Linked DNA regions of Homo sapiens: region 2 is linked to region 1. The links are chromatin contacts, found by Hi-C or POLR2A ChIA-PET in ENCODE. All regions are on one chromosome and are shown on one strand. Each heading gives the region's core, a stretch centred on a gene start or an enhancer-like site at or near the end of the contact. The rest is flanking DNA. Distances are from core to core; before and after follow the strand shown. Region 1 has its middle 7.4 kb from the start of PANDAR. Region 2 overlaps TMEM217B (transmembrane protein 217B).

Region 1 (5,249 bases), core at 824-3,323:
CAGATTTCCACGGCCCCATCAGCTGAAATCTAGCCCCTTTCATTAACTGGATCTGGTCACCAGAGACCCACCCTGGGTGGTATTTTTTGCCCACATGAGCCTGTATATAGATATATAGATAGTCTCTGACTTATGATGGTTCAGCTTATAATTTTTTTACTTTATCATAAAATTGAGGAACATTATCTATCTATCTATCTATCTATCTATCTATCTATCTATCTATCTATCATCTATCTATGTCTATATCTATCTGAATATATTCTTGTATTGGTTCTGTTTCTCTGGAGAACCCCGACTAATACAGTAGGTCTGAATGTAAGTTGTCTTCTTGTTTGGAAAAATCATTCTGAATGGGAGTGACTCTTCGTGATGTAGGTGGATGGGCGGGGCAGCTGGTCTGGGAGACCTCAGTAGGTCTTGTTTCTGCCCCGCAACTTCTGAGCAGGCTTGGACATAAACTTTCAGTCATAAACAAACATTAGGAATGAAGATCCCTGGCTGGGTACAGTGGCTCATGCCTGTAATCCCAGCACTTTGGGAGGCTGAGGCGGGTGGATCACCTGAGGTCAGGAGTTCGAGACCAGCCTGTCCAACATGGTGAAACTCCATTTCTACTAAAAATATAAAAACTTTAGCTGGGTGTGATAGCAGACACCTGTAATCCCAGCTACTCGGGAGGCTGAGGCAGGAGAATTGCTTGAGCCTGGGAGGTGGAGGCTGCAGTGAGCCAAGTTCGCACCACTACACTCCAGCCTGAGCAACAGAGTGAGACTCCATCTCCAATAAAAAAAAAAAAAGAATGATTCCATTCCTCCTCTGCCCCCTCCCCATGTTGTTAGCTGCTTGTAAAACTATGTGTGTTTGTAATAACAGAAAACTAGAGACATCCTAAATGTTCACCCGTGTGTTGAAGTCCAATGCAGCAGTAAAAAGGAAAGGGCAGGATTTCTATGTACTGATGTGGAAAGCCACTAAGATAAATTGAGTGCAAAAACAATGTGCCCAACACTGTGTTTCCATTCAAGCAGATTAAAAATATATATGTATATTGTGTATAGGTCCCCAGCCCCTCATCCACAATTCCCAAATCCAAAAGGCTCTGGAAACCAAAACTTTTTTCTTTGGTTTGTGGCAAATTTATTTGGTAGCAAAACCAGAGCTAAAAGGATGTGAAGCCATTTGCAGTTTTTAATTGTCCCTGTTAGTGTGAATACATTACAGCCCACAGCTAGCAGGACCTACTGTCTTGGTTTGCCTGGGATTGAAGGGGTTCCCTGGACATGGAACTGGAACAGTCTGGGGCAAACTGGCTGACTGCTCACCCTGGGCGGAGCCCGCTGGTGTTGTGGAATACAGGCTGTATGCACTTTATTACCTGTCTAAAATGGGAAAAGTTCTAGATTCTGCAACCCATCTGTGCCCAAGGGTTTCAGCTGAAGGACCTGGATGTTCTTAGACTATCTGTGGGAAGGGGACACAAGCCACCAGCCACAGCCTCTGGGAAGAAAATGGGTAGCTGGAGGGTAGGGGTAGGAGGGAGAGTTTTCACTGAATAGCCTTTTGCATCTTTTGACTGTGGACCATGTGAATGTATTATCTACTGAAAAAATAAATACAGGAAACTATGGACAAACAAAACGCTCTGCACTTTTGACTAAACTACAAATAGAATTTTAAAGATTTTGGAAAAAATAAATTACTGTGATGCTGTCAAAGCAATGCTTGTCTTTTGGATTCTGCTGATTCCAGTGTATCCTGTTCTCAGAGCCACTTGTCTATTGAACCCTAGTCTGGGAGTCTGGCTTTTTGTTTTCTGAGCTCAGGGGGCTGTGTAGGTCTCTCCTAGAGCAGCAGGTAGACTAAAGCTCCTACTTCAGCAGCACGCTCCACAGTCAGGGGTGATTTTTTTTTTTCCTGGTTGGTAGTTATTATTATTTTGAAAAATCCAGAACAATCATGCAAAGCAAGTAGAAACAGGCTGGGCCAGCTGAGAGTGACCATATGCCCTGGGTCTCTTGGTGATATAATTAGCTGTTTTCTTCCAGTGGTGAGTGGGTGGCTCACTCTTCTGGCACCCTGCAAGGCCGCATGATGATGCAACAATGCAACAAAAGACAAGCCCGGGCAAGGCCAGCGGGAGCTCTGCCGGCCAGAGTTGCTGATGCGAGGCGATGCACGGGTGTGGGGAGGGTGTTTCAGGGCTGCAGGGAAGTGGGAGGCCCCAACTGCCCAGGAGGCAAAACTGGCCTCCTGCTCACTCAGCCATGAGCTTTTCTACCCCAAACCCTGGCTCACTCCTTCCTTCCCTCCTCCCTGTTCAGTGGCAGAATCTATTCCTAGTTCACTCAGTCTCCCAGGGGTTAAAGGGTCCGTTGAGACTTCTAGAAGTGAGATAGAGGGGCCTGTGCAAGGAGAGACTAAATCAGGCTTCCCAAGCCTTGAGGATGGAGGGTGGGGAGCTTTCAATTACCTGGGGAGATTTTTTCAAAATATCTGTACACTTGTGCAGCCGGCAGACCCTTATCCAATTTTAATTCAGTGGGTTGAGATAGGGCTGGCACTTGGAATATGTATTTTAATTGTGTTAATTATTATCTAAGATGGTATTAACGATTTAAAAATATATATTAAGAAGAATAAGCCTACTTTACACCCCAAGACAGACAGGCTGTGCACAGCACAACTCCACTGGTGGGTGCTGTCCACCCAGGCTTCCTAATGGTGCCCTGGAGGGGGTAACACAATGGACCTGCTCCTCTCTCCAGAGGCAGCCATTGCCACTGTTTCCTGTGTCTCTCCTTTTTTTTTTTTTTTTTTTTTTTTGAGACAGGGTCTCACTCTGCTGCCCAGACTGGAGTGCAGTGGCACAATCTTGGCTCACTGCAGTCTCGACCTCCTGGGCTCCTACCTTAGCCTCCCCAGTAGCTGGGACCACAGGCGTGTACCACCACACCTGGCTAATTTTTGTATTTTTTTGTAGAGACAGGTTTTCACCATGTTGCCCAGGCTGGTCTCTAACTCCTGGGCTCAAGTGATCCCTGTGCCTCGGCCTCTCAAAGTGCTGGGATTACAGGAGTGAGGCAGTGTGTGGCCCCAGACTTTGATGTTGACTAGTTTAAAAAGAAAAAGGAAAAGCTGTGTACCAGAAGGAGGAAATTGGGTCCTGCTGTGTAACTTTAGGCTAGTCTCACTGTCTCTTTGTGGCCTGGTTTCCTCCTTTGGGAACTGAAGAGGATCATGCCTACCTCATTTTTCTCAGTCTCTCCGGAGAATGGTAAGATTATAGCTATGAAAGCACCCATTTTAGACATGAAGATATTGAGGTCCAAGTTCATGTTCTGCACAGGTGGCATTCTTCTTATTCTTGTGGCTGCGTCCAGAGACTCAGTAGGAAAAGACCCTCTTACCGGAAGATGGGGGAGAGGAAGGAGTCCTGTCTGCCATGCTCCCAGCTTTGATGGAGATGGCTAGTGGGTCATCACAAATCTGTGCGGCCCTCTGGGGACTACATTGACCTGTGCATCCGGGGGTGCATCCAAGTTCTCACCAATGGAACGTGGGTGGGAGATGATGCCAGTCCCTTCTGAGCCTGGTGTGAAGAAATGCACGTGGCTTCTTTGGCACTTTCCCCTACCTCCAGCTGCAGTCAGAGATCATGAGGCCCCAGGGAATGGTGGAGCCACATGGTGGAAAGAACCTAAGAACCTGAATCACCACACGGAGGGCAGCCACCGGCCCACCAGAACACCTCTATTGGATTCATATGTGAGTGAGAAATAAACTTGTATTTGGCTTGTCACTGAAATGTGAGAGTTTATTTATTACAGGAGCTAGTGTCGTCCTATCACTCACCCTGACTTTTCTTCATAAGTCCAGTCCTAAGCTGCTAGGATGGGCGTAGGAGGAGACATCAGCAATGATTCCTCCCAGCAGATACAGGGTTGTTAGAAACCACTGAGGATAGGGAAGAGGGAGTGACATCTCCTCCCTGGCTCTGAACTTGGCTCTAGTGTGGCCACTAGCATTTGGGGCTTGGGGGTTGCAGCTGTCGCATTCCACAGTGGCCCCGATGGCATTACAATTACAGATGACACTTAGAGCCACCCTAGGGAAGCAAAGGCAAGGACAAGCAGCTGATGGGAGGGGGAGCAGAAGGGCTGCGGCCACAGCCAGAGCCCCGGATCTGCCCTGACCCTGGTCTGTGTCCCCTTAGCCGAAGCCAGCACTTCCTAGGGTCTCCATTTCTCTGTCTGTATAAGCGTCTAATACCCCTGCCCTGGTTGGGGGAGGGAGGAGCATGTGGATGGTGAGGAGTGAGAGAATGGATCTGAAACCTGATGTCCCTGAGATTCCACACTGCTGTGCAATCAGAGGCCCCGAACCCAAGCCCCTCAGCCTATGCTGAGGCTTTTTCTTGGGAGGGGTTTAAAAAATATGTTAGGGAAGAAAAAAAAATCAAAGTGCCCAATTCCTATTATTTTGGGATCATCCAGAAGGCTGTTGTGAGCTAAGGGACCTGGAGGGGGTGTCTTGGGAGCTTTGAAGGCAGCTCACAGGACTGAATTCAGAATCTGTGGGCAGCTCCCTTTGCTGCCAAATGTCTATTCTCAGGTGTCACAATCGTTGAAATTCTTCCATTAGGGCTTCATTCCTTTGGATTACTTTTTGTTTCTATACAAAAATGCAAGCAATGATAATCCCCAATATGTGTTCAGGGCTTTAGACTTGTTCCAATAATCCTAAAAGACACAGACAGACAGTGAGGCCCAGATACCTGGTGTGGCTACTTCTTCAATCATGCTTCTCCTGACAGAGTGATTATCGGGCAACTCGACTCCTAGGTATATAGCCAGAAACTCTTGCACATGTGCCCTAGAAACACGGATAAAAATACTTATAGTAGCCCTATGTGTAATAACAAAAATTGGCGATAACCCAAACCCATTGATAGGAGAAGGAATAATTGGATATTTAAAAAACTGAAAATGGGCCGGGCATGGTGGCTCATGCCTGTAATCCCAAGACTTTGGGAGGTTGAGGCTGAAGTTTGAGCTCAGGTGTTTGAGACCGCCTGGGTAACATAGGGAGACACCACCTCTATTTAAAAAAAAAAAATTAGCCAGGCTTCGTGGTGTGCACATGTGGTTCCAGCTACTTGGGAGCTGAGGTAGGAGGATTGCTTGAGGCTGGGAGGTCAAGGCTGCAGTGAGCCATGATCACACCACTGTACTCCAGCCTGGGCGGCA
Region 2 (5,249 bases), core at 951-3,450, 560 kb after region 1:
GGAAAGGTGAATCAGAAGTAAACCTCCCCTACATCTTTCTGCCAGGAAACTCCAAGAAAAGTTGGCTTGTTAACTACACTGAGCAGGTGGGGAGAAAACTCTCCTTGAGACATTGTAATCATAGCTGGCCTTTTTTTTTTTGTAGATTTATAGCCCATATTACATGAAGTATTTTTTTTAACTTTAAGTTATAAATCTTGTTTAAAGTCGTCCTAAACTGAAAGTGTGTCTAAGTGTCTGGCAGAAGCAAATTCAAATCCTCTCTGGAGGATTGTACTTTTATGCTGGTCTTCATCCTCTAAGAATCTTCATCAGTAATTTTTCAGGGACAATGACAAGTACATAGTGAAAAATAACCAAGCACATAAGGAACAAGGCACTGTGAGAACAAGCTGAAACAACAGATAGCAATGGAACTGCAGTAATATCTGATCATCAAACAACTATGATTACTATATTTTTGCATTATTTAAAATTTTTGTTTTACTTTTATTATAGTATAATTCATGCATATATAATACACAGATATATATAATATATATACAAGATAAAATTTTACATCTTAACCATTTTTAAGTAGACAGTTTAGTAGTGTTAAGTATATTCATTTTGTTGTACAAACAATCTCTAGAACTTTTTCATCTTGCAAAACTGAAACTGTACACCCATTAAGCAACGAATTCCCATTTCCCCCTGCCCCAGCTCCTGGAAACTATCATTCTACTTTCTGTTTCTATTAATTTGACTACTCTGGACATGTCATGTAAGTGGAGTCTTTTTTTTTTTTTTGAGACGGAGTCTCGCTCTGTCGCCCAGGCTGGAATGCAGTGGTGCAATCTCAGCTCACTGTAACCTCCATCTCCTGGGTTCAAGCGATTCTCGTGCCTCAGCCTCCCAAGTAGCTGGGACTACAGGAGTGCACCACCACACCTGGCTAATTTTTGTATTTTTAGTAGAGACGGGGTTTCGCCATGTTGGTCAGGCTGGTCTCAAACTCCTGACCTCAGGTGATCCTCCCACCTCGGCCTCCCAAAGTGCTGGGATTACAGGGGTGAGCCACCCCACCTGGCCATGTAAGTAGAATCTTATAGCATTTGTGACTGGCTTATTTCTGTTAACATAATGTCCTCAAGGTTCATCTATGTTATAGAATGTGTCAGAATTTTCTTTGATTACTGCATTAAAATAAATAAAAGATAAACTGAAAATATATGAAGAAACAGGAAACCATAGAAAATGACCTAGTGTTACAGGATCTCTGGGGTGTCAATTTTCTGGCCAGAAACCTCTGTGGCCAGCGGCACCTTTGCCTGAGTTCTTGTTCTGTGTCCAAGATGAATGAGGTACACAGACAAGTGAAGGGTAAACAAGATGAAGATGAGCTTTAAGTGTTAGATCAGCTAAAAGGAGACTCGCAGTGGGTAGCTCCGCTCTGTAGGCAAGTCATGCTAATATCTGCTGTTCTCAGCAGGGAGAAGGCCCTGGAGAGGGTTGCTCCTCTATGCAGCTGATAGTCCTGACGTCTCTGCAGGTCTCTGAGGCTCTCAGAAGAGAGGGTAGTTCCTCTCTGTAGCTGGTCCTCCCATTGTCTCCTGCTATCAGCAGAGAGGATAGCTCCTCTCTGCAGCTGGTCGTCCTATCATCTCTCTGCTCTCTTCGTCCTCTAGCCATCCTCTGCCCTGCTCTGGCTAAGCCCAGGTCTTTTATGGACCTCAGAAGGGAGGAAGTGCACGCAGATTGGTACATCGGGGGCCATGGGCAGGCTGGAAGAGGCACCACTTAGGTCTGCAGGACTGGCGGCCTGGCCCCAGCCTTCAGGCTCTCCCTGGCCTGAGGGTGGGGCCTTACTGAGGACCCGCCCCCTTCCACCCGGGAATCGATACGCCTCCCGCTGCCATCCATGGCCCCCCCAGGGCTCGACCCCAACCCGGCTCCGAGATTTGAACTGGTGCCGGGATTGGAGAGAGGCCAGGCAGCGGGAGCAGACATCCGGGAGCCTGCAGGGACGGCAGGAAGCCGGGGAAGGGGGCCTCCTGGGGTCCCCGAGGGTGCAGGCTGCAGAGACGCCCGGGTCCTGCACCTAGGAGGTCCCGCCCCGCTAACTCGAAAGGGGCGGGTCTCCTACTTGTCCCTGGCTCCTGCCTGCTCAGTGAAGTGGGAGGCCCAGGTCTGCAGCCGTGGGTCCTGGCAGCTGCAGCTGCACCTGGGAGGGCAGATCCTGCCTATTCCCGGCCCTCCTCCAAGAGCACAGGGAGGCTTCGATGCACAGCCACAGTTTGGGCAGCTGCAGCCCGCCCAAGAGGGCGGGACTTCTGCCTGCTCCGTAGAGCCGGAGGTGGGGTCTACGGCTTTGGTTTGGGCGGCTGCAGTAGCACCCGGTGAGTTCCCGACTTAACTCAGAAGGGGCCGGGCTTCCACCGGCTCCATGGAGTGTGTAACCCTAGCCGCGCCTCCCTGCTGCAGCTGGAGTGACAGCCGGAGTGATGGTAGCAGCCACTGCCATTACTAGCTGATTTGAAAAAGAACCCAAATAGAATTTCTAGAGATGAAAAACTCAGTATCTGAAATTAAAAATTCAGTGGACATAAATGGTAGCAGGTTGGACACAGATTAAGGAATAATTAGTTAACCAGGAAACAAGATAAATCAGCAGAAATTATCCAGAATGTAGCACAGGGAGACAAAAAGATGGAAAATATGAAGGAGAAGTTAAGAGACATGAAAGACATAATAAGATGTTCTGATAGAGAAAGAGAGATGAGACAAAATGGGGGTAGCATATTTACAGAGAAAATAGCTGAGGATTTGCACAACTGAAAAAAAAACACCAATGCACAGATTCAAGAAACCTAACTGATTGCTAGAAGGATAAATGAAAGAAAATCTACACAAAACATATGGTACTCAAACTATGGAACACCACACACAAAAAGAAAATCTCAAAAGCAGCCAATGGGCTTTTTATTTAAAAGACCAACAGTTATAGACTTCTATAGGAAACAAAAATCCCATGGAATAATATTTTAATTGTGCTACACAAAGCAAAACAAACAAATAGAAACCCCTGCCAACCTAGGATTCTATACTCAACTCAAATATTTTTCTTTTTTTGAGACAGTATCTTGCTCTGTCGCCCAGGCTGGAGTACAGTGGCGTGATCTCAGTTCACCACAACCTCTGCCTCCCGGGTTCAAGCAATTATCCTGCCTCAGCCTCTCAGGTAGCTGGGATTACAAGCGTGTGCCACCATGCCCAGCTAATTTTTGCATTTTTAGTAGAGACGGGGTTTCACCATGTTGGTCAGGCTGCTCTCAAACTCCTGACCTCAGGTGATCTGCCACCTTGGCCTCCCAAAGTGCTGGGATTACAGGCGTGAGCCACTGCACCTAGCCCATTTTTCTTATTTATATATTTATTTATAGAGATGGAGTCTTGCTGTGTTGCCCAGGCCAGAATGGAGTAATGCAATCATAGCTCACTGCAGCCTCAAACTCCTGAGCTCAACAGAGCCTCCTGCCTCAGCCTTTTTTTTTTTTTCTGGAGACAGGATCTCACTCTGTCACCAGGCTGGAATGCAGTGGCACGATCTCAGCTCACTGCAACCTCCGCCTCCTGGGTTCAAGCGATTCTCCTGCCTCAGCCTCCCGAGTAGCTGGGACTACAGGCGCCCACCACCATGCCTGGCTCATTTTTTTGTATTTTTAGTAGAGACAGAGTTTTACCATGTTGGCCAGGCTGGTCTTGAACTCCTGACCTCAAATGATCCGCCTGCCTCGGCCTCCCAAAGTGCTGGGATTACAGGCGTGAGCCACCGCGCCCGGCCTCTGCCTCAGCCTTTTAACTAGCTGGGACCACAGGTGCATACTACCACATGCAGCTCATTAAAAAAGAAATTTTTTTTAGCTGGGTGCAGTGGCTCATGCCTGTAATCCCAGCACTTTGGGAGGCTGAGGTGGGCGGATCATGAGGTCAGGAGATCGAGACCATCCTGGCTAACATGATGAAACCCTGTCTCTACTAAAAATACAAAAAATTAGCCGGGCGTGGTGGCGGGCACCTGTGGTCCCAGCTACTCGGGAGGCTGAGTCAGGAGAATGGCGTGAACCCAGGAGGCAGAGCTTGCAGTGAGCCAAGATCACACCACTGCACTCCAGGCTGGGTGACAGAGCGAGACTCCTCTCAAAAACAAACAAACAAACGAAAAAAAAACCTTTTATTTTTGGAGAGACAGCATCTCGCCATGTTACCCAGGCTGGTCTCAAACTCCTGGCCTCAAGTGACCCTCCCACCTCAGCCTTCTGAGCAGCTGGGATTACAGGAGTGAGCCACTGTAAATATTTTTCTAAAATATTTTTCAAGATTGAGAGCACACAGTATGATGATAACCTTTTCATAAAAATCAAAACCAAGCAAAATTTAAGAATATATTTTTTGGCCATACATATATATGTGAATAAAACTTTATTATAAAAGTAAGGGAAGACCAGTCATGGTGGCTCATGCCTGTAATCCCAGCACTTTGGGAAGCTGAGGCAGGTGAATTGCTTGAGTACAGGAGTTCGAAACCAACCTGCCCAACATGGCCCATCTCTATAAAAAAAAAAAAAAAAACACCACCACCAAAACCAAAAATTACCTAGGTGTGGTGGTGGCACATCCCTGTAATCTCAGCTACTCCGGAGGCTGAGGTATGAGAATCACTTGAGCCTGGGAGGCAGAGGTTGCAGTGAGCCAAGATTGTGACACTGCACTCCAGCCTCGGTGACAGAGCGAGACTCTGACTAAAAAAAAGAAAAAAAAATTACCAAAAGTAAGAGGATAATAGATACAATATTTGGGATTGTGGTTACTTCTGAAGTGCAAGGGGCAGGGATAGGGGCAGGGGCACATAGATAATTATGAGGCATTATTCTGTTTCTTGGGTTGAATGAGAGATTCACAAGTGTTCATCATAGTTTAAAAAAAACAAGCTAGTAAATAAAAGAACAAAAGTGGGCCATGCATGTATTAATGATGACTGTTTTCTATGACCTAGGATTATGAATAATCCAATTCTGTATACCTGAGTTCCCTAAGGAAAAAAATAAAAAGAGTGGAAAAAGACATGTAATCTAATCTCACACCTGTGGCATACTGTGGCGTAATTGGCCTTGCTGTGTTCATTGCCTCCCATCCAACTAAAACAGATAGCAAACGTCCTCTTTGTACTTCTTAAAAATCTCATTAAAATTTTGGGTTCCCATTGGTCT

The links. A loop is a pair of places that touch in the nucleus more often than their neighbours do. ChIA-PET counts read pairs that join two places held with the same protein, here RNA polymerase II (POLR2A). Pooled maps may share reads with other maps.
Region 2: a loop to region 1 is called in a pooled map, with 4 times the contacts of the local background. The contact joins two enhancer-like sites. A Hi-C loop is called at or near these places in 2 of 50 pooled maps. POLR2A ChIA-PET finds 5 or more read pairs at or near these places in 2 of 52 experiments (PC-9 and T-cell).

Annotation. Positions count from the first base shown.
Region 1 is chr6:36,665,143-36,670,391 of GRCh38, forward strand. No RefSeq gene overlaps it. Among named protein-coding and RNA genes, the nearest start is that of PANDAR, 7.4 kb to the right of the region's middle. RefSeq lists enhancers at 1,034-1,815, 1,812-2,291, 1,816-2,597, 1,990-2,284. Within about 2 kb of position 2,074, at least 20 of the 41 ENCODE cell types and tissues checked have a DNase peak (open chromatin) inside an H3K27ac peak, as active enhancers do.
Region 2 is chr6:37,220,416-37,225,664 of GRCh38, forward strand. All of the region lies in intron 1 of TMEM217B (transmembrane protein 217B), which reads right to left. The region is part of intron 1 of TMEM217 (transmembrane protein 217); the gene reads right to left. Among named protein-coding and RNA genes, the nearest start is that of TBC1D22B, 35 kb to the right of the region's middle. RefSeq lists an enhancer at 1,481-1,620 and silencers at 1,821-2,080, 2,451-2,500. Within about 2 kb of position 2,201, at least 22 of the 41 ENCODE cell types and tissues checked have a DNase peak (open chromatin) inside an H3K27ac peak, as active enhancers do.